Regions from separate parts of the Homo sapiens genome. Here region 2 is linked to region 1. Evidence: chromatin loops called from intact Hi-C (ENCODE). Cell type or tissue: heart right ventricle. All regions are shown on one strand. Links, peaks and the distances in the headings refer to the core of each region. The heading gives the core; the rest is flanking DNA.

Evidence for each region. A loop is a pair of places that touch in the nucleus more often than their neighbours do. Peaks named below come from ENCODE experiments on the same cell type or tissue, not always from the same donor. Only the 100,000 strongest peaks of a DNase experiment are listed, where the experiment ranks them.
Region 2: a loop joins it to region 1, with 2.0 times the contacts of the local background. A loop is called at or near these places in 2 of 110 quality-filtered maps.

The regions. Positions count from the first base shown.
Region 1 is chr2:9,733,999-9,744,173 of GRCh38, forward strand. It overlaps the pseudogene RNU4-73P. Among named protein-coding and RNA genes, the nearest start is that of TAF1B, 100 kb to the right of the region's middle. RefSeq lists an enhancer at 4,488-4,587. In heart right ventricle, for the core only: no CTCF peak of the experiment used is centred there; DNase peaks (open chromatin) are centred at 4,947 and 5,763; H3K4me3 peaks cover 1,256 bases; H3K27ac peaks cover 2,987 bases.
Region 2 is chr2:9,648,696-9,658,870 of GRCh38, forward strand. It overlaps LOC105373418 (a long non-coding RNA gene), which reads left to right. Exons shown (of 4, transcript NR_187866.1): 3 at 157-308. Among named protein-coding and RNA genes, the nearest start is that of YWHAQ, 23 kb to the left of the region's middle. RefSeq lists enhancers at 1,617-2,198, 6,181-6,290, 6,614-6,853, 7,484-7,583, 7,635-8,136 and 3 more. In heart right ventricle, for the core only: no CTCF peak of the experiment used is centred there; no DNase peak of the experiment used is centred there.

The DNA of each region.
Region 1 (10,175 bases), core at 1,088-9,087:
GTGCAGTGGCATGATCTCAGCTCACTGCAACCTCCGCCTCCCAGGTTCAAGCGATCCTCCTACCTCAGCCTCTGGAGTAGCTGGGATTACAGGCGTGCACCACCACACCTGGCTGATTTTTGTATTTTTGGGAGAGACGGGGTTTCGCCATGTTACTGAGGCTGGTCTGGAACTCCTGACCCCAGGTGATCCACTCACCTCACCCCCGCAAAGTGCTGGGATTACAGGCATGAGCCACTGTGCCTAGCCGATTAATTTTAGATTCTATTTCAGAAATTATGCATATCAAAATATCTAGATAAGTACCAAAAGGGTAATAATTGGTGTGTAAACTTCCAAACCAGAAGGGGAAAAAATGGAATAAGAAAATCAATCAATACAATACAAAAGAAGGTAAGAAAGAGGGAAAAAACCCAACAGAATAAGTGGGATGATTAGAAAGCACAAAATAAGATGGTAGGAATGATTCAAATATGTCAATTATTTCCCAATAAATGTAAACAGACTAAATTATCTGGATAAAAGACAAAGATCATTGGAATGGCTGAAAAAATGGTGGTTAGAAGAGATTTATTAACAACATAAGAACAAAGTCAAAAGTAAAAGGATGTTTAAAGATGTAAGTAAAATATTAACCGAAAGAAATGATAAGAATATTTATTTAAAAATGAGAAAACAGACAATATGACCTTTATCACTATTTCTATTTTGGATTTCATGGAGTCTTAGTATAATAAAAATATTAAAATAAAACATGTAAACACTAGAAAGAAAAAAATTGCCATTATTCACAAATTACATAATTGTCTTCAAAGAAAATTCAAAATAAACTACAAACCTACTCACATGGTAAAAATTTAAATAAGTATTGAGTGAAAATTAACTTCCCTCTTATCCTGGTCACCAGCTCTCCTTCCCCGCAGCAACTACTGTTACTGATTTTCTAGAATACCCTTTCAAATATATTCTATCTATCTTCAGACTTAATGATTATACTCCAAGACCCCCTGTGTGATTCTTTTACAATCACACCCCCAGCAGCATTCTCAAAGGGCTTGTCTCCCATATTGTGTGTCTGGGGGAGCTCCATTCAATGTGTTGGCAGTTTCACTGAGCACCCACTATGTACCAGGTACTGTGCTGGGGACTAAAAGATGAAGAAAACATTATCCTTCCCTGAAGGTTCTCAGGATCTAGTGAGGACAGAGACAGGGAACCAACTAAGCCTCATATGGCAGATCAAATGATAGATGTCAGGTGTCATAATGGAGTTAGAGAGAGGTAAAGAAAGCCTGGGGAAGCCCAGACGAAACAGGAATGGACTTGGCATCAAAATAGGACTACAGAGGAGGAACTTGAAGAACAAGTAGGGTTTTCAGGTGTAAAGGAGGTGGGGAAAAGCATTGTAAGCTAAGGGAATAACACGATGAAGTGCAGAGACACAGAAGAGCTTAGCATGTTTGCCAAAGTGGGGAAGTGGTCTGATGGGGCTTTGTGGTTTGGGGCAGGGTGGTGCTGGAATGGAGAGGCCAAAACAAGCCAGATGGTAAAGAACCTCAAATGTTAGGCCAAGGGTTTATGACTCAGGCACAGGCAAGGGGGAGAGAAGAGAGGGGTGATGTGAGCAGGTTCATGTTTCCAGAAGCTCACTCTGCCTTGTTTAGGGGACCCATGTCCCTGTCCATTCCCTCTTCCTAGACCTCCCCTCCACCAAGGCGGTCTTTGTTTTCTGGGTGCTCTGGGAAGAAGTGTGGGATGGATTTGCTCTAATACTGAACAGTTCTCTGCAACTTCAGAAATACCTATCATCAAGCTTGAGGGGCAAAACTGCAGAAGTAGTTTAGGGGAAGAAGCCTGACCCCTAAATAGGGGATGTTGTATCATAATTTTATCCCACATGACTGTCATATTTCAAGGCCTGGGGCAAATGGCACCTCTTCCAAGAAACTACAATGTCACTATTATCTTTTCTGGAGAAACTTTCTTTAACTTCCTTATGCTCATCTAGCACGTCCCCTACTGACTCTGTTGGAACACCTGCTGGGCCTGCCCTTGTATGAATTTAGTTGGATTATATGGATCCATTAAGCAACTGCAGAGGTCCACCCATGCCAGGACCTGCACCAACTCTGAGGATGTAGAAATGAAAACATTGAGTCCTTGTCTTCAAGGAAGGAAGCTCACCCCAGAGATCACCTGGAGATCTTTATCTGCACAGTAAGACATTTGTTCCTGTGCAGCTCTGCCTCTCACCTTCCTGTAACTTGTCCCATCTAGCTCTGAAAGAGAATCAATTACTAACCATTGTCTGAGCATTGGGCCTAGTCATTTCCCCACTCCCCTCTCTGTTATGAAGAGGGCATTAAGCCTCAACCATCTGGTCCCTCTTCGAGTTCATGTTTTGTAAACACTCTTGCACATCTGTGCACATAATACCTTTGTTATGATTTTCTCTTGTTAACATGCTTTTTGTTGTAGGGGTGTTGGCTGTGACCCTTTATGATGGGGAGAAAGGGGATCACCCCTTTCTGTCCCTACCTTTTCAAGGTTTATGTACATTCTAGCATGTGTCAGAATTCCATGCCTTTTTATGGCTGAATGATATTCCATTATGTGAATATGCCACGTTTCGTGTATCCATTCATCTGTTGAAGGACATTTGGGTTGTTTTGCTATGGTCAATAATGCTGCTATGAACGTGAGTGTACAAGTACCTGTGTGGGTCCCTAATTTTCATTCTTTTGGGTAGATACTTGGGAGTGGAATTGCTGGGTCACATAGCAGTTACTGTGTTGAACTGTGTGAGGAGATTCCTCCCTCTCAGCAGCTCTTATGCTCACCTTCCTTTCTGTGTCTACTGCTGCCTTCTGCCTTCAGAAGCCCCCTCCTTCTTTCTGCACCTGGGCTAAGACAGCAGCTTCCTATTCGGTGTCTGTTTCCCACATCCACCTCTAGAGCTCATCCCAAAGAGTGATGGTGCTGTGGACCAAATTGTCTCCCAAATGCACGCATTGAAGATCCTACCCAGGACTGACTGTATTTGGAGATAGGGCCTTTATGGAGGTAACTAATGTTAATGGCGGTTATAAGTGTGACCTCAGTTACCTAATCCAATAGGACTGGTTTGGAAATAGATTTCTGTTGCCTAAGCTCCCAGCCTGTGGTGTTGTATTATGGCAGCCTGAGCAGATGAATGCAGATGGTGAGCAGCTCTTCCCCTGAGCCACACTGCCGAGGCTGCCCTGCTCAGAAACCTTTGGTGTTGCTGCCCTGTAAGACGGAATCCTAACGCTTCATCATTCGAGGCCGGCCCGTTCTCAGCCTTGCCTGCACTTCCGGGACTGTCTCTCCTTGCTCTTCCATCCCCAGGCTCTTCTTCAGCTGAGCCAGTGTATTGGCTCTTTCTGGAATAGGTTTTGTGCATTTGGCCTCTGTCCAAATGTCCCACAACTCCCCCTAGTGCCCTACTCACCCTAGTACCCCCCACTTCCTCTAGTACCCCCTACTCCCCCTAGTGCCCTACTCCCTCTAGTACTCCTCACTCCCCCAGTAACCCCTCACTTCCTCTAGTACCCCTGGCTCCCCCACTATCCCCCACTCCCCCTAGTACCCCCTACTCCCTCTAGTACCCCCACTCGTCCTAGTAACCCCCACTCCTTCTAGTGCCCCCTACTCCCCCAGTACCTCCCACTCCCCCAGTGCCCCCCACTCCTCCTAGTACCCCCATTCCCTCTAGTACCCCTGACTCCCCCTAGTACCTCCCACTCCCCCTAGTGCCCCCCACTTCCTCTGGTACTCCCCACTCCTCCTAGTGCCCCCCACTTCCACTCCCCCAGTCCCCACCAGGCACTTTGGAATGCCTTCTCCTGCTTTCTGCTTATTCCCCTCCTGCAGAAGCTCCCCTTGGGGATGGGGTGCAGGAGTCCAGTGATGTCCACTCGAGAAGCTCCTTGGGACATTTGCATTAGTACTATCTCTGTGCACATACAGTGGCGCACACAGTTGTTCAGCCCAGAAACTTGTGAACACACAGCTACTACTGACCAAGCACCTATTCCATGAGGACTTTAAGAGGATACTTTGAGATATAAATAACAGAAAAAGTCAAAATGGCTTGCAATAGTCATAGCTGACACTTACATGACACTTACCATGTGCCAGACGCGATTTGAATACTTTCTACACATTAACCCCTTAAATCCTCACAATGATCTCATAAACCAGATACGGTTATTATCACCATCCCCATTTCACAGATGAGGAAACTGAGAAGAGAGAGAAAATAAACAAGCCAAAAGTCCTCAGTAGTAGTGGTGGTGGATTGGGCAGTCAAGCTCTAGAGCCTTTGCCCCTGACCCCCACTGTCCCGTGTCTCTGACCTTGGGACAGCATTCTCTCACTTAATGAGATGTCTCAAGTTGGGGACATCCCAAGGGAAATTAATTCAACCGCTCAAGGCTGTCACCAAGGACTTGGCTTCTTTTCATCTCGACACTCTGCCATCGTTAGCCTCTTGGCTTTTATGTTGGGTATTATCCCTTTATGTCACAATATGGCTGCAGCAGTTCTAAGTATCATGTTCTCACCCAACCACACCCAAAGGTCAGAAAGAGAGAAAGCCCCTTCTTTATAGCTCTTTTTTTAAGAGTAAGGGAAACTTTCCCCAAATTCATCCAGACACTTCCTCTCGTGTCTTGTTAGTCAGAATGAAGTTACACGCCCGTTCATAAACTAATCACTGGGTCACCGTGACTGGCTTAGACCAATCAAGACACTGTGCTAGGCTCCCAGGGAGTCCTGCTTCTCCTGAAGCATGTGGCTGCCAGAAACCCTGAATAAAACAGGCCTCTGGCTTGCTGGTGAGGGAGAGGAACTGGAAGGGTTGCGGGCCTGTCACACAGCATCGCTATTTCTGGCTCCCACATCAGCCTTGTGAGATCAGGACTTTTATCGTTTTATGAATAAGGAAACCAAGACTCAGAGACAATGAGGTGCTTGGCCAAGGTCAGCGGCTGGTGAGTGACAGAGTCTGCATGCTCAGCCCATCCCTAGGAGTCTGGCAAGGCTGGAAATTGGTCTTTCTTTTCCCATCCTAGATGGATTGCGTTGGAAAGATTCAGGCTCCTGTCAGCTGGCTCTTGCTGTCCCTTCCTGACAGCTGCGACTCTGAGAACAGTTTAATTTCAGAAACCCTCACACGGTGGCTCCTCTCCCTGCCAGGCATCAGGAGGCCCCAGAGGAGCAGCAGAGGCAAGACTCGCTGTCCAGACTCCCTTCTGAGGAGACTGCGGTCAGGGAGCCCAGGCTGACCCTCGTGTTCTCATGCCTCGGTCCTGTTGATAAGAGGGAAGTCTGTGCTGGGTTCCTATCCACAAAGCCCTTGCGGGGAATGGGTCCCACACGCCGCTTCTGCAGACCCAGCTCATCCTGTTTCCGGTTTCTATTTTGTTTTTTCTTTTTTTTTTTTTTGATACGGAGTCTCGCTCTGTCGTGATCCGCCCGCCTCGGCCTCCCAAAGTGCTGGGATTACAGGCGTGCGCTACCGCGCCCGGCCCTGTTTCTGGTTTCCAATTCTCTTAGGATGTCAGTGCCTTTGATCCTCTGAGCCCCCGGAAGGGCTCAGCCCTCTCACATCTGCCTTCCTCCTAGAGGTGTGACGCCTGCCCTTCCGCCAGGGCGAGGCAGGGGAGTGACTTGGCGCCCGAGTCCCGTTTCCCGTCCCCTCTCCGTTGCCTGTGCTCAGAGCCAGGGACTCTGCTATTTGTAGGCCCCGCGGGCTCTGTCTGGGGTCTTTCCCCAGGGGAGGGTGTGCGTCCGGGAAGGAGAGGCAGCCTGGAGTTCCTTCTGGATACCGGCCAGGCCTGCGCTATTTGCCTGGAGAGGCCATCGGCATCACTGAGAAGGTCCCTGGAACTCGCTGCTCAGACACATATGTGGCAGCCAGTCAGGAGCTACGTTCTTCTTTGCTGGAAACAAGCAAGGATAGACTGTGATTTTCCTCTCCCTCTGTTGTGTATTTTTCACTCCTGTCTCTCCATCAACCCACCCACCCATCCATCCATTCATCCACTCATCCATCCACCCACCCACCCACCCATCCATCCATCCATCCATCCATCTACCCATCCACCCACCCATCCATCCACCCACCCATCCATCCATCCTACCATCCATCCACTCATCCATCCACCCACCCACCCACCCATCCATCCACCCACCCATCCATCCATCCATCTACCCACCCACCCACCCATCCATTCACCCACCCATCCACCCATCCATCCACCCATCCATCCACCCATCCACCCACCCATCCACCCATCTATTCACCCATCCACCCACCCACCCACCCACCCACCCACCCATCCACCCATCTATCCATCCACCCACCTGTCACATAGTGTGGCAAATACAACAACGACTCACATGTGGTTCCTGCCCCTACACCCTCAACACTCATACCCTAGTGGGGACTCCTCCAACCAACGAATGCAGAAGGTTTTAGCTCCCTGATGGGCATTTGTATTTGAAGTTGGGGGGTGGGGGGCTGCACAAATGTGCACAACTTAATAGAGGTCCTTCTGGCATTGTGCCAAAGTGAAGCTGAGGAGGAGTTAAATTTTTATGTTTTTTTGGTTGTTCAGCCTCTGTAGAGAGTCTCAAAAATTCTCGATGCCAATTATATTTCAAGTTGTCATGACAAGCTATAGGGAAAAGTTTTCAATTAGCAATAATCATGTCTCAGGCAAACCTCATTGGCTATGGTACCGCCACTGCAGAAATCTGAGGAGTTATTTTTAAGCAAGGGCTCTGCCTTCCCAGCGTGTCTTAAATTTCTCCAGGGTGAGTCAGATCACCCCTGTTCTTGGGGACCTCTTACACCAGCTACTGGTCGCCAGGTCTAGGGGAGGTTAGTGACCTCAGCCCTGGAAGGGGAGCCTCAAAGTCACTGGTGAGCCTCAAAAGAGGCTGGCAGGGCTGCCTGCCCAGACCCATTTGCTACAGTTATAATGGGGAGTGTCCTTGGGTAATGAACTGCTATGTAGAGCTCCTGATTAAGCACTAATTAATTATTAATGCACTGTGTCATAATTTTGCCTGGCCCTTTCTATGCCAAAGAATTGTATCCCACAATTCCATTTGTGATCCTGCATTTTCTGATTTGTGGCCATGGTGGCCCCTTTTCAAGCTCACCTGTCTCTGCAGTGGCCAGATGGATCACTGAGGGTACATGCACCACGAGGTCATTGTCCACTGGTAGTAGGTGGCATGGATGACGACTCATGGGTGTAACGTGTGAACAACAACAGATACACCGGCTGGAGTCAGCCACACTTGGAATTCTGGCTGTAATGCTACTGTGGTTTGGATATTTGTCTCCCGAAACCTCATGTTGAAATTTGATCCCCGATACTGGAGGTGGGGGCCTATGGGAGGTGTTTGGGTCATGGGGACAAATCCCTCATGAAGGTCTTGGTACTGTCCTTGTCCTTGTTATAATGAGTAGGTTCTTGGTCTATTAGTTCCCTCAAAGGCTGGTTGTTTAAAGAGCCTGGAACCTCCTCCTCCTCTCTCTGGCTTTCCCTCTCCCCATGTGATTCTTACACATACCGGCTTCCCTTTGCCTTCTGCCATGAGTGGAAGCAGCCTGAAGCCCTCACCAGAGGCAGATGCTGGCACCATGCTTGTTGTACAGTCTGCAGAACCATGAGCCAAAGAAACCTCTTTTCTTTATAAGTTACCCAGGCTCAGGTATATCCTTTATGGCAATGCAAATGGACTAAGGCAAATGTACTCACCTTGGTGTTACCTCAATCATGTTACTTAACCCTTTGAGCCCTTCTCATCCATACAGGAAGGAGAAGAGTAGCACCTGCCTCACGTGTTTAACCAGAAAGAGGACCTCAGGCTCCAGTGATGGATCGGGACATGTCTTGTCCTGAGGTTTCCTTTGCTGTACTTCACTTGGGGCCATCTCAGGAACCAGTGTAAGGTCACTGGAGATGCCACTTGGAGGAGGCACTCAGCTGTGCCTCTGGCCTGCACCTGTGCTTGGTTTATGGGTGGGGTCAGTTGTTGGGACTATTTTAGTTACAGGTTCCAGAAATCCATCTTCAAACTGCAAAGGGGAATTCTTGTAAGGATTTGGGGGTGTCTCCCAGAATCTGAGGGTAAGAACTGAGCTGGCTTTCAGGAGCAATGGGAACTCATGGTTCGGCTCCACCTGAGTCTCATCCTGGCTTCTCTTTGTGAATCTGCATTTTTCTTTTCCTGGAGATGAGATTTTCCTCCTTCTCTGTCCATGTGGCATGACATGTAGTCACCACTGCTCCCAAAATTTAGCTTCTCGTAATCCCAACGCTTTGGGAGGCTGAGGCAGGTGGATCACCTGACTTCAGGAGTTCAAGAGCAGCCTGGCCAACATGGTGAAACGCTGTCTCTACTAAAAATACAAAAAATTAGCCGGGCATGGTGGCAGGCGCCTGTAGTCCCAGCTACTCGGGAGGCTGAGGCAGGGGAATCACTTGAACCCAGGAAGTGGAGGTTGCAGTGAGCCGAGATCTCACCACTGCACTCCAGCCTGGGTGACAAGAGCGAAACTCTGTCTCAAAAAAAAAAAAAAAAAAATGCAGCTTCTCCATTCAAGTTATTAGTTAAGACTGAACTGACATGTCTTGGTCCTAAGTTCCAGATGTCCAGCTGGGGCCAGGGGTCTGCAGCCACACGTGGGGTCTGAGAGAGCTGGCAGCTTTGCTGGCAACATGTGAACAGTGAGAAAGCCAGGACAGCAGTCCTCAATGAGGCCAAGTGGTGCTGGGACGAGCGGGGTCCCAGGAAGAGGGGCTGTGGAAACTGCTCTACCGCCCCTGCCTGGGGCTGCTCACTGAGAGGACACACTTTCTTGAGTGTCACCATTCCTCCATGATGGCTTCCAAGAGGCTGAGTGAGCATGCGCTTAGGGCACCAGCAAGGCCAGCAACAACAGTGAAAACATTTTTTTTCCTGACAAAAATTGTTTGGGTTTTTTTGAGACGGAGTTCTGTCACCCAGACTGGAGTTCATTTGCTAGATCCCGGCTCACTGCATCCTCCGCCTCCTGGGTTCAAGGGATTGTCCTGTCTCAGCCTCCCGAGTAGCTGGGACTACAGGTGCGCACCACCACGCCCAGCTAATTTTTGTATTTTTAGTAGAGACAGGGTTTTGCCATGTTGCCCCAGCTAGTCTCAAACTCCTGGCCTCAAGTGATCCTCCTGCCTCGGCCTCCCAAATGCTGCAATTACAGGCATGAGCCACCACACCTGACCAAAAATTGTTTTTAAAAATCAAATTCATCATAGGAAAAAAATTAGAAGCCTTCTGGACTTTTCTTACACTTCTTATAAAGTTGTTGACTATTTTTATCTTGAATGATATTGTTGGGTGCATTGGATTGCATAGCGTCCCCCCAGAATTCATGTTCTTCATGAACCTCAGAGTGTGACCTTATTTGGAAATAGGGTCATTGCAGATGTGATTAGTGAAGATGGAGTCATACTGGAGTAAGGCAGACCCTAACTCCAAAAAAGATTGATGTCATATGAAGAGGAGAAGAGACAGAGACACCACACACCAGGGAGAGAGCCACACAGGGAGGCAGAGACTGAAGTGAGGCACCTGCAAACCAGGGAATGCCAGCGGCTGCTGATGACACCAGAAGCTACAAAAGTCAGGAAGGGTCCTCCCCTAGAGCCTTCAGCAGGATCACAGCCCCGTTGACATTCCTATGTCAGATTTCTAGCCTCCAGTGTGTGAGGGGACACGTTTGTGCTGTTCTAAGCCATTCAGTTTGTGGTTCCTCCTCACAGCAGCCACAGGGAATGTCCACTGGGTTGGGGAGTTTTAGGCTTTTCAATACTTGCAGCATAAAACGCCCCAAATTCTTAGTTTATTCCTGCCTAGAGATGAACAGCACAGGCTCCAGAGTTGTCTGTGTCTGAATGAAAACCTTAGCTTTGCTATTTATTAGTTATATTCCCTTGGGCAGGTAACGTAGCCTCTCTGTGCCTCAGTTTCCATGTCGGTAGAATGAGGTGAATAATCCTACCCAGGTAATGGAGGTGTAAATCAGCTACTGCATGCAAAGAGCTTGACAAGGCACCTGGCATGTGACAAGGCCTCAGTGTAAAACAGTTGTT
Region 2 (10,175 bases), core at 1,539-9,538, 85 kb before region 1:
AGCCTTTATTATTAAAAATTTATTATGAAATTTCATTTCAAAATGCACTAACATGGTAGCCACTAAGCACACGTGGCTATTGAACGCTTGAAACGTGATGAGTCTGCATTGAGATGTGCCGCGAGTATAACACACCTGGATTTCCTCCCTCCCCAGGTGCAACAGTGACCCGTGACGCAGTAGGGAGGGCTGTTTTCCATGCCCAGTGAGGCCTGCTCAGCTCCCATTAGGCCTTTATGGATGGCCTGCCTCCCAGCTGGTACCTGGTCCCGTCACAGTCCCAGGACTCTAGACCTCGAGGCAGCCAGGTGGGTGCTACAGATGGTGACCTCTCGGTGGCACAGCCTGGCGCTGCAGCAGAATGCAGGGTTGGGGGCGGGGTGAAGAATGGAGTCTGGATTGTGCCAAAACAGGAGTTTCTATGTCTGGTCCTGCCACCGACTGCACCTGCATTGCTGCGTGACCTTGACAGCTACTCCTTCCACACCTGAACGTCCTCATCTGGAAACTGGACTTGCCTCCTAGGGTTCCTGCAAATATAAAATGAGCTAATGCCTTTGAGGTGTTTGCTATTGTCCTGGCACTTGGCAAACACATGATAAATATTAGCAATCACTTGCGAGGGGGTGTGGGGTTCGGGGGAGCTTTGCCCCTCCTCCCCCTCTCCAGGGCTGAGCAGCAGTGAAGAGCTTTCTGCATAAGAGAGAGCAAGAGAGATAAATAAACCCACATCTTCCTCTGAAAGAGGCTCCTGCTGGCTGGCTGCTCACCTGACCAAGTCTCCCTCCCAGCCTGTCTTCACTCTTTGGTCCACCCTCAAGGGAACCAGGTCACACAGCCTCAGCACTTCCTGCATGCCAGTCTCTAGCTGGTGCCTTCCACTGGCTGAACCCCATAAGAAACTAGAGGGCGGCCGGGTGCCGTGGTTCATTCCTGTAATCCCAGCGCTTTGGGAGGCCAAGAGTTCAAGTCCAGCCTGGGCAACATGGTGAAACTCTGTCTCTACAAAAAATACAAAAATTAGCAGGGTGTGCTGGTGCTGAGCTTGGCAGGTGGAGGTTGCAGTGAGCTGAGATGGTGCCACTGCACTCCAGCCTGGGCAACAGAGCGAGACTCCGCCTCAAAAAAAAGGAAAAGAAAAAGAAAAAAAAAAAAAAGAAAGAAACCAGGGCCAGGCACGGTGGCTCACACCTGTAATCCCAGCACTTTGGGAGGCCCAGGTGGGTGGATCATCTGAGGTCAGGAGTTCGAGACCAGCCTGGCCAACATGGTGAAACCCCATCTCTACTAAAAATACAAAAAGTAACTGGGCATGGTGGTGCGCACCTGTAGTCCCAATTACTCGGGAAGCTGAGGCAGGTGAATCACTTGAACCTGGGAGATGGAGGTTGCAGTGAGTTGAGATCACACCACTGCACTCCAGCCCAGGAGAGAGAGTGAGACTCCATCTCAAAAAAAAAAAAAAGAAAGAAAGAAAGAAAGAAACTAGAGGGCAAGGGATGCATTGATGTAGCTGGTATGCCCCAGCCTCTCTGGGCGTAGTGCAGGGTGAAGAAGGGTGGGGACAGCACTGGAGGGGCATAGCACCTGTCCTCTGATCCAGATGACAGAGAAAGAAGTCACAGTCTAAGGGTCAGAAAACCTGAGCCCTACCCCCAGGGTTTCCCCTGACTGATTGCGTGAATGTGGGCAAGCCCCTGGTCTGCTCTGAGCCTTCGTTTTCCCATCTAGAAAATGACAAAGTTGGAGCAGTGACATCCAAGTTCCCTCCAAACCTAACACACTGTCTTTTACTGACACTGCTGCAGATGAAGTAACAAGGCAAAACTATGTTTGCCATTAGCTCTCAGGGAAATGCAAATGAAACCTACAATGAGACACCACTTCACACCCACTAGGATGCATCAAAAGACAGCTACATATCAAAAAGACAGATCATAATGTGTTGATGAGGATGTGGAGGCACTGGAGCCCTTGTGTGCTGCTGGTGAGAATGTTAACTGGGGCAGACACTTAACAGTGGCTGGAAAATTGTCTAGCAGTTCCTCAAAAGGCTAAACAGAGTTACCACATGACCCTGCCATTCCACCGCTGCATATATTTCCAAGAGAAATGAAAACATATGTACACACAAAAACTTGCACACAAATGCTCATAGCAGCATCCATAATGCATTCCAGATAAACAAGATCGACAGGATGGAATGCTATTAGACAACAAAGGAAATAAAATGCAACATGCATAAACCTTGAAGACATTATGCTACACGAAAAAAGTCAGTGGGCAAAGGGCTAATATCCAGAATCTACAAATAAACAAATGTACAAGAAAAAAATCAAACAACCCCATCAAAAAGTGGGCAAAGGATATGGGCAGACACTTCTCAAAAGAAGACATTTATGCAGCCAACAGACACATGAAAAAATGCTCATCATCACTGGCCATCAGAGAGGTGCAAGTCAAAACCACAATGAGATACCATCTCACACCAGTTAGAATGGCAAACATTAAAAAGTCAGGAAACAACAGGTGCTGGAGAGGATGTGGAGAAATAGGAACACTTTTACACTGTTGGTGGGACTGTAAACTAGTTCAACCATTGTGGAAGACAGTGTGGCGATTCCTCAAGGATCTAGAACTAGAAATACCATTTGACCCAGCCATCCCATTACTGGGTACATACCCAGAGGATTATAAATCATGCTGCTATAAAGACACATACACTTGTATGTTTATTGCGGCACTATTCACAATAGCGAAGACTTGGAACCAAACCAAATGTCCATCAATGATAGACTGGATTAAGAAAATGTGTCTCATATACACCATGGAACACTATGCAGCCATAAAAAGGGGTGAGTTCATGTTCTTTGTAGGGACATGGATGAAGCTGGAAATCATCATCTTGACCAAACTGTCGCAAGGACAGAAAACCAAACACCGCATGTTCTCACTCATAGGTGGGAATTGAACAATAAGAACATTTGGACACAGTGGGGAACATCACACACCAGGGCCTGTTGTGGGGTCGGGGGAGCGGGGAGGGATAGCATTAGGAGATATACCTAATGTAAATGATGACTTAATGGGTGCAGCACACCAACATGGCACGTGTATATATATGTAACAAACCTGCACATTGTGCACATGTACCCTAGAACTTAAAGTATAATCAAAAAAAAAAAAAAGAAAAGAAAAAAGTCAGTAGGAAAAGGCCACACATTGTATGTGTGACCTGCCTACTTCCCTCTCCCTGATGCTTCCTCTCTGGTCAGTTCCTCTCTTTGGGTTCTGGTCATTATTTTTTTCCCTTTGTCCCTCAGGACTAGGGGTGGTAACTGCTCCTTCTGTTTCTTACCCCAGGGAACTGCATCCATTACTGATTGCCATAAACATTTTCCTCCGCTTCGTGAATAGTTCTTGATTAAACTTTCCTCCTGTTTCCCAACTTGTGCATCTGTATCTTGATGCAGTGACTTACTCTCCATCCATCCATCCATCCATCCATTCATCCATCCTTCCATCATCCATCCACCCATCCACCCATCCACCCATCCACCTATTCATCCATCCACTCATCCATCTAACCATCCATCCATCCATCCATCCATCCATCCATCCATCCATTCATCCATCCATCCATCCACCTATCCACCTATTCATCCATCCACTCATCCATCTATCCATCCATTCATCCATCCATCCACCCATCCACCTATTCATCCATCTACTCATCCATCTATCCATCCATCTATCCAACCTCACACCATGCATACCCCCATCCATCCATCCACCCAATCACCCATCCACCTATTCATCCATTCACTCATCGACCTATCTATCCATCCATCCATCCATCCTTCCACCCTCCAACTAGTGCCCCATCCATCCATGCACCCATCCATTCACTCTTTCATTCAGGAGCACAGTGCAGAGTTCATTCTGGATGCTCAGTATATTCAGCAAACACTGAGTCCGTACTGCTCAGCAGGTGGCCAGTGCTAGGCCCTATGCCAGGAATATAGGTAATTAAACACAGCCTCTGTTCTCCAGAAGTTGGTGATACAGTCTAGGGATAAAAATGAAATATACATATCTCGTGTCCTGTCTAGTGAGCCAAAAAAAAAAGAAGGAAAAGAAAAGAAAAGAAAAAGCCTTAGCAATTACTTAGCAAGGTTAGCAATTACTTAGCAAGATTTGGAGACTTAGAGGGTACATTATGGGTTCTATTATTTTTAAGTTTTGAAGCAGTTTGGGAGCGTATGATGCTTCACCCTCCACAGGCTCCAAAAACCACCAAGAACTGAGCCTGCTATGAGCTGTCACTAGGTAGGGACCTAGCCTACTATTCTTGTATATCTGGGGCCCAGCACATAGTAGGTGCTCTGGGAAGTCAGCAGAATTTAATGAACTCTGACTTGAAGACAAGGCTCTACAAAAACAGAGATGTAGGGAACAGTCTGTATTCAAAATGTTATAGTAACAAGCAGTCAGCCAGACTGCATGGTGGAAAGACTGCTCCGCCTCTCTCTCTTCTCCATCTCTATGGTGACTGTTAACGGAACTGGTCAAGGTCGAACATGGTCAACCAAGCAGCAATATCCCAGGGACTCCGGCAGCTGCAGCTTAGGTTTATACCACTGCTTGGAGGTCTTCTGTATTTCAGATTATGAATATTTGTGCATTATATGAGAGTCTTTTTTGTTATTGCACAAATATGATAAAGTCATTAAATACATTTTTAAGAAAGAAAAATAAACCATCCCTTTGCCATTGGACTGATTGAATGTTTGCATTTCCCTTCCAGCCTTTGTCTATTTCCATATGCATTTCATCCTCCTCCGTGGTAACACAGTGAACCTATAATTTTGTATTCTGCTTATGATGCCTTTTTAAAAAAGCATTGTTCTTTCATGGAGATTCCGTGCTTGGGGCCAATCTTTGTTGGCCCATCAGTTTTCCTCTTAGGAGCACGTGGTGGAAAAGACAATGGGAGATGCTTTCATTGCTTCTATTGGGTGTCTGTGAACTGCTTTGTTTCTACAGACTAAGGAGTTAGCGTAAGAACAGAACAGAACAGACTTTTCATACAGATTATTCGTATTGTTATCTCAATGGGGTGTTTTATTTGTATGGGAGGAAACCTCCCATATAAATCAAGTGGACACAGCATGGATGTTAGCCTGAACAACCAGGAGTTTTATTCTGAGATAGTCACTAGCTGTGTGACCTTGGGCCGCTAACCTAAATCTCTGGTCGTCAGTTTCTATCTCTGAAAGTAAGAACAACATCTATGTACTAGGACTGGGGAGAGGAGAGAATGATGTGAGATAGAGATTGCGTTGTGTGTGTGTGACTCTATAGAACTATAGTTCTCTGAATGATACTGAGATTAACCTTGGGCAAGCCTCTCTGATCCTTTGCTTATATATACGTGAAATGAGAAGATAAAGGTCCCAGTGAGACTGAATGAGATCATGAGTACGAAAGTGTCCTGTTAGTGAAAATGCACCTGGTCATCATTCCACTACATCTTCCTGTCTGTTTTCTCTTGGCCCTAGAAAGTGCTGTGGAAGCTTGGGGGTGAGTTCTGAAGTGTGTACACAACTGGAACCAGAGCAGCCACTGACTGCCTTGGGCCAGCAGCTTCTGGAGCCCAAACTTGGACCTCTGCATCCCTCCTGGGGCCCCAGCTCTAAGTACTGGGGTACGGTGCTGAATGGGGCGGGGAGGCTGTCAGCTTTCCTAGCTGCCTCTGTGTGCTGTGCTCTCTCCAGGGCCCAGTTCTCCAGGAGAAGGAGCAGGAGCAGGTATGCTGAGGACTCCATGAGAGCCAGCCTTTTGAATAGCAGCAAGTTTGTGGGGGCATCTGGGGACAGGGTCTGGGACAGCCCAGTCCAGCCCAGCCCAGGCAGGGGAGACGGCAACAGCAGCAACTCTGCTAGAAGTGACATGCAGATGTTGGCTGAAAGCCATCTACCCTCCCTCCTTCCTTTTCTTTCATCTTCCCTTTCTTTCCCACTCTCCCTCCTGTCTTCTCTACTCCACTTCTCTCCTTTCTTCCACAGTGCTATGGCTGCCTACGTGATGCCAAGCACCATGCAGTATTAGCAGCCACAGGCTGCTTACCCGGAAAACTGGACTTTTGTGCTCACAGGCTTTAAGAGAGATGGGGACAGCCTGGACTGCATGCAGAGGGAGCCACTAGGGCTGCTGGGGAGGTTCGAGACACGTCACAGGGGTTACCTGAAGGACTGAGGCTATAGCTTGGAGGAGACTCTGAAAACTGTTATCAGATATTCGAAGAACTGTCCATTGAAAGAAGAACAAAAAAAATTTTTTCCCAGCCAGGCATGGTGGCTCACAACTGTAATCCCAGAACTTTGGGAGGCTGAGGTGGGCAGATCAACTTGAGGCCAGGAGTTCGAGACCAGGCTGGCCAACATGGCGAAACCCCATCTCTACTGAAAATACAACAAATCAGCTGGGTGGGGTGGGGTGTGCCTGTAGTCCCAGCTTGGGAGGCTGAGGCCCGAGAATTGCTTGAGCCAGAGAGGCGGAGGTTGCAGTGAGCTGACAGCATGCCACTGCACTCCAGCCTGGGTGACAGAGCCAGACCCTGTCTCAAAAAAAAATTTTTTTTTCTTTTTTTCTGTGAAACCCAAAAGGAACAATTAGGTAGAGAGTTTCAGCTCTGTATCTGAGTGTCCTTTCATAATCTGAATTGTCCCAGGGTGGAAGAGGCTTCCCTGGAAGGTGAGTTCCTTGTCACCAAAGACCCTCAAGGACAGCAGGGACCACTCGGTGGCCAGAATGCTGGAGAGGGGAATTCAAACTTTTGCTGCAGTGGGAGTGCGTCAGACTCGATGACTGTCAGACTCTGGTCTTCCTTCGATCTTTGAGCTGAGAGTGGAAGAAGATGAAGTGTGACTTAGCTATTCAACCACGCCACAACCCCAAGCATCTTTAGTTTTTGTTCTGATTTTTATCTTCAGTAGCTGACTGACTGGGCATGAGTAATTCCAACTCCCCAGGCCGGGTGCACTTCACAGGCATGTTTCAGAATAAAATAGAACCTATGGCTCCAGCCCACCTTGACTGTGGTCACCAAAGATGCTTACCCTGACCCTGGGGTAAGAAATGAGCCCTTGGAGGGTCCTGGGTGTGCCCAGCCCCCACTGATGTGACTGGCAGCCCCCACCACAGTCTGCAGCCCCAGGCAGGGAAGCCTCCCCCTCCAAAGTTCTAGAGGGTTTTTAAAAATGTTTAAAGACATTTACAGCAAAACAAAATCAATTATCAAGTTTTGAGTCACCTCTCTTGCAAATAGAAACTTTTCTGTAAGAACTGCTTCTACTAGGCTGGGTGTGGTGGCTCATGCCTGTAATCCCAGCACTTTAGGAGGCTGAGGTGGGCAGATCATGAAGTCAGGAGTTCGAGACCAGCCTGGCCAACATAGTGAAATACTGTCTCTGCTAAAAATATAAAAAATTAGCTGGTCGTGGTGGCGTGCGCTTATAGTCCCATCTACTCAGGAGGCTGAGGCAGGAGAATCGCTTGAACCCGGAGGCGGAGGTTGCAGTGGGCCGAGATTGCACCATTGCACTCCAGCCTGGGTGACAGTGTGAGACTCTGTCTCCAAAAAAAAACAAAAAAAACAAAACAAAGAACAAGAAACAAAACAAAAGAACCGCTTCTACTGGGAAAGAAAACCAGAGAGAAAACCATTTATAGATTATCTCAGATTTACAAGTGAGAACCACAGGCCTGACCCCAGTTCACCTATGCCAGGGCTGAGTCTACACAGTCAACAGCCTCAGGATGCAGGGATGAGTCAGTGTGAAACAAAGACTCAACCCCCATCTAACGGAGCCCTTTCCCTGCTGTGCTCAGCCTGCACGGAATCTGCTTCTAGACAACCCAGACAGCCAGAAGCCAATGCATCTGACTGAGAGGAGTGGATAATGACTTCCCTTTTTAAAAACTTTCTTATTGGCTGCGCACGGTGGCTCACGCCTGTAATCCCAGCACTTCAGGAGGTCGAGATCGGCGGATAGACTTGAGGTCGGGAGTTTGAGACCATCCTGGCCAACATGGCGAAACCCCATCTCTGCTAAAAATACAAAAATTAGCTGCGTGTGGTGGTGCACGCCTGTAGTCCCAGCTACTTGGGGTGCTGAGGCACGAAAATCACTTGAGCCTGGGAGGCAGAGGTTGCAGTGAGCCTAGAAGACAGAGCAAGACTCCATCTCAAAACAAAAACCAAATAAACAAAACACCTTTCTTATTGAGGGGTAGCACATCTGCCACCAAGCATGCTTCTGATGGTCCCTCTAGAAGTCTCTTCCCCGGTATCTGGATTTGAGTGGGGTGACAAAAAGGCTGAACATGACTGGAGCCTATGCTATGGCTTCTGTCCCCTAAGTCCCCAGAGCTCCTCTGGTGTCTGTCCTCTCTGAAGCTTGGTTCTTCAGCTTTTCCATTAGGACTGTGAGTTCTCTCACATCCGGAGGTCGCTTCTGTTGTTTACAATCAAAGAACCTTGACAAAGAGAAAGTGCCTACTTGGTCTCCGTAGCTCCAGGGCCAGTGTGTGGCCTGACACACAGTCAAGTTCAAAAATGTTTAACTAAGTTGAACTGTGATGACTCCCCCCCTTTCAGTCTGGGGATCAGAGACAGAGTTGCCTGGGTGTCCTTGATGGAAGAAGCTCTTCCTGATCACTTTGGCTCGAACGGCACTTGCAGGAGAACCTGCTCAGTGCCCTTGGCCCCAGGCCGGGGGTACCACATGACTCTGTGCAAAGCTTTGCAGAAACTAATGGGACCCTAACCCCATCTTGAGAGCTTGCTTCCTCCTTCCTGTTAGGCATGAGCCCGATGCCAAGGCCCTGTGGAATTCTGACCTAACTTTCCCACTTCCAGCCTTCCCAAAACAAAGTTTCTACTTCTCTCCTGCCTCTCTGTTCAACCCCTAACCACCCAATTCTGCTTCTTCTAGGAGTTCTCAAAACACTAATAACAGTATTTAAGTGTATTAGCTGACTGAACGTACAGGAATGTTAAGAATCAGAAATCAAATTGGATTTTATAAAAATGAGGGTTTAGAAGGAAGGTTTTAATACAGGCGATTAAGCTGTAGGCTCCAGAATGGGGGAAGGTGTGAAGCCCCACACCTTTTCTCTCTTCTCCAGTGCAGACTCCATCCAGCACTCACTGTCAATGTTACTGCCATGGAAGTTGGTTAATCACTGCTGCGAGGTGGCCTCCAGGGGTGGTGTGGTATTGTTTCTTAACTGCACGCAAGGCTTGAGGACTTAACTCCTCTTTGTCCCTCCACCTTCTGCTCACAGAGGGTAGAGATTGTCTCACTCATCTTTGAACACGCAAAAAAGCTACTCAGTAAACGAGCAGTGGATAGATGATGCCTCCTGGAGCCTATTATTGCTTTCCTTTTTTTTCCCAAATGTAACCTTGTTTATAGACATTTCTCATAAAAGTAGAGAAAATTGCATACTACCATATTATACCTACCACCCAGCTTCAACAATGATCATCATTTTGCTATTTTTAGTTCATCTACACTCGCACCAACATTTTTTTTTTTGCTAGAGTCTTTTAAAGCAAATCTCAGTCATCATGTAATTTCATCCATCAAGATTTCAGTATAGATTTCTAATAGGAAAGGACTTCAAAAAAACAAACTCAACTACATGCCATTCTCAGACCTAACAGAATATATTTCTTTTTCTTTTTTGAGGGGGGTGGGTGGGGGGAAATGGCGTCTTGCTCTGTCGCCTAGGCTGGAGCATCACAGCTCGCTGCAACCTCGACCTCCTGGGCTTAAGCAATCCTCCCACCTCAGTCTTCTGAGTAGCTGGGACCACAGGCACATGCCACCACGCCCAGCTAATTTTTAAATTTTTTGTAGAGACAGGGTCTCCCTACGTTGTCCAAGCTGTTCTCAAACTCCTGGGCTCCAGTGATCTTCCCATCTTGGCCTCTCAAAGTGCTGAGATTACAGGCATGAGCCACTGCGCCCAGCCAATAAGTTTCTTAATATTATCCCACATGTAGGCCACATTCCGTTTTCCTCAGTTGTCTCAAAACAGTCTTTTTACTGTTGGTTTGTTCAAATTAGGATCCTTAAAAGAGTAAGTGTGGTGTTGGATGGGTA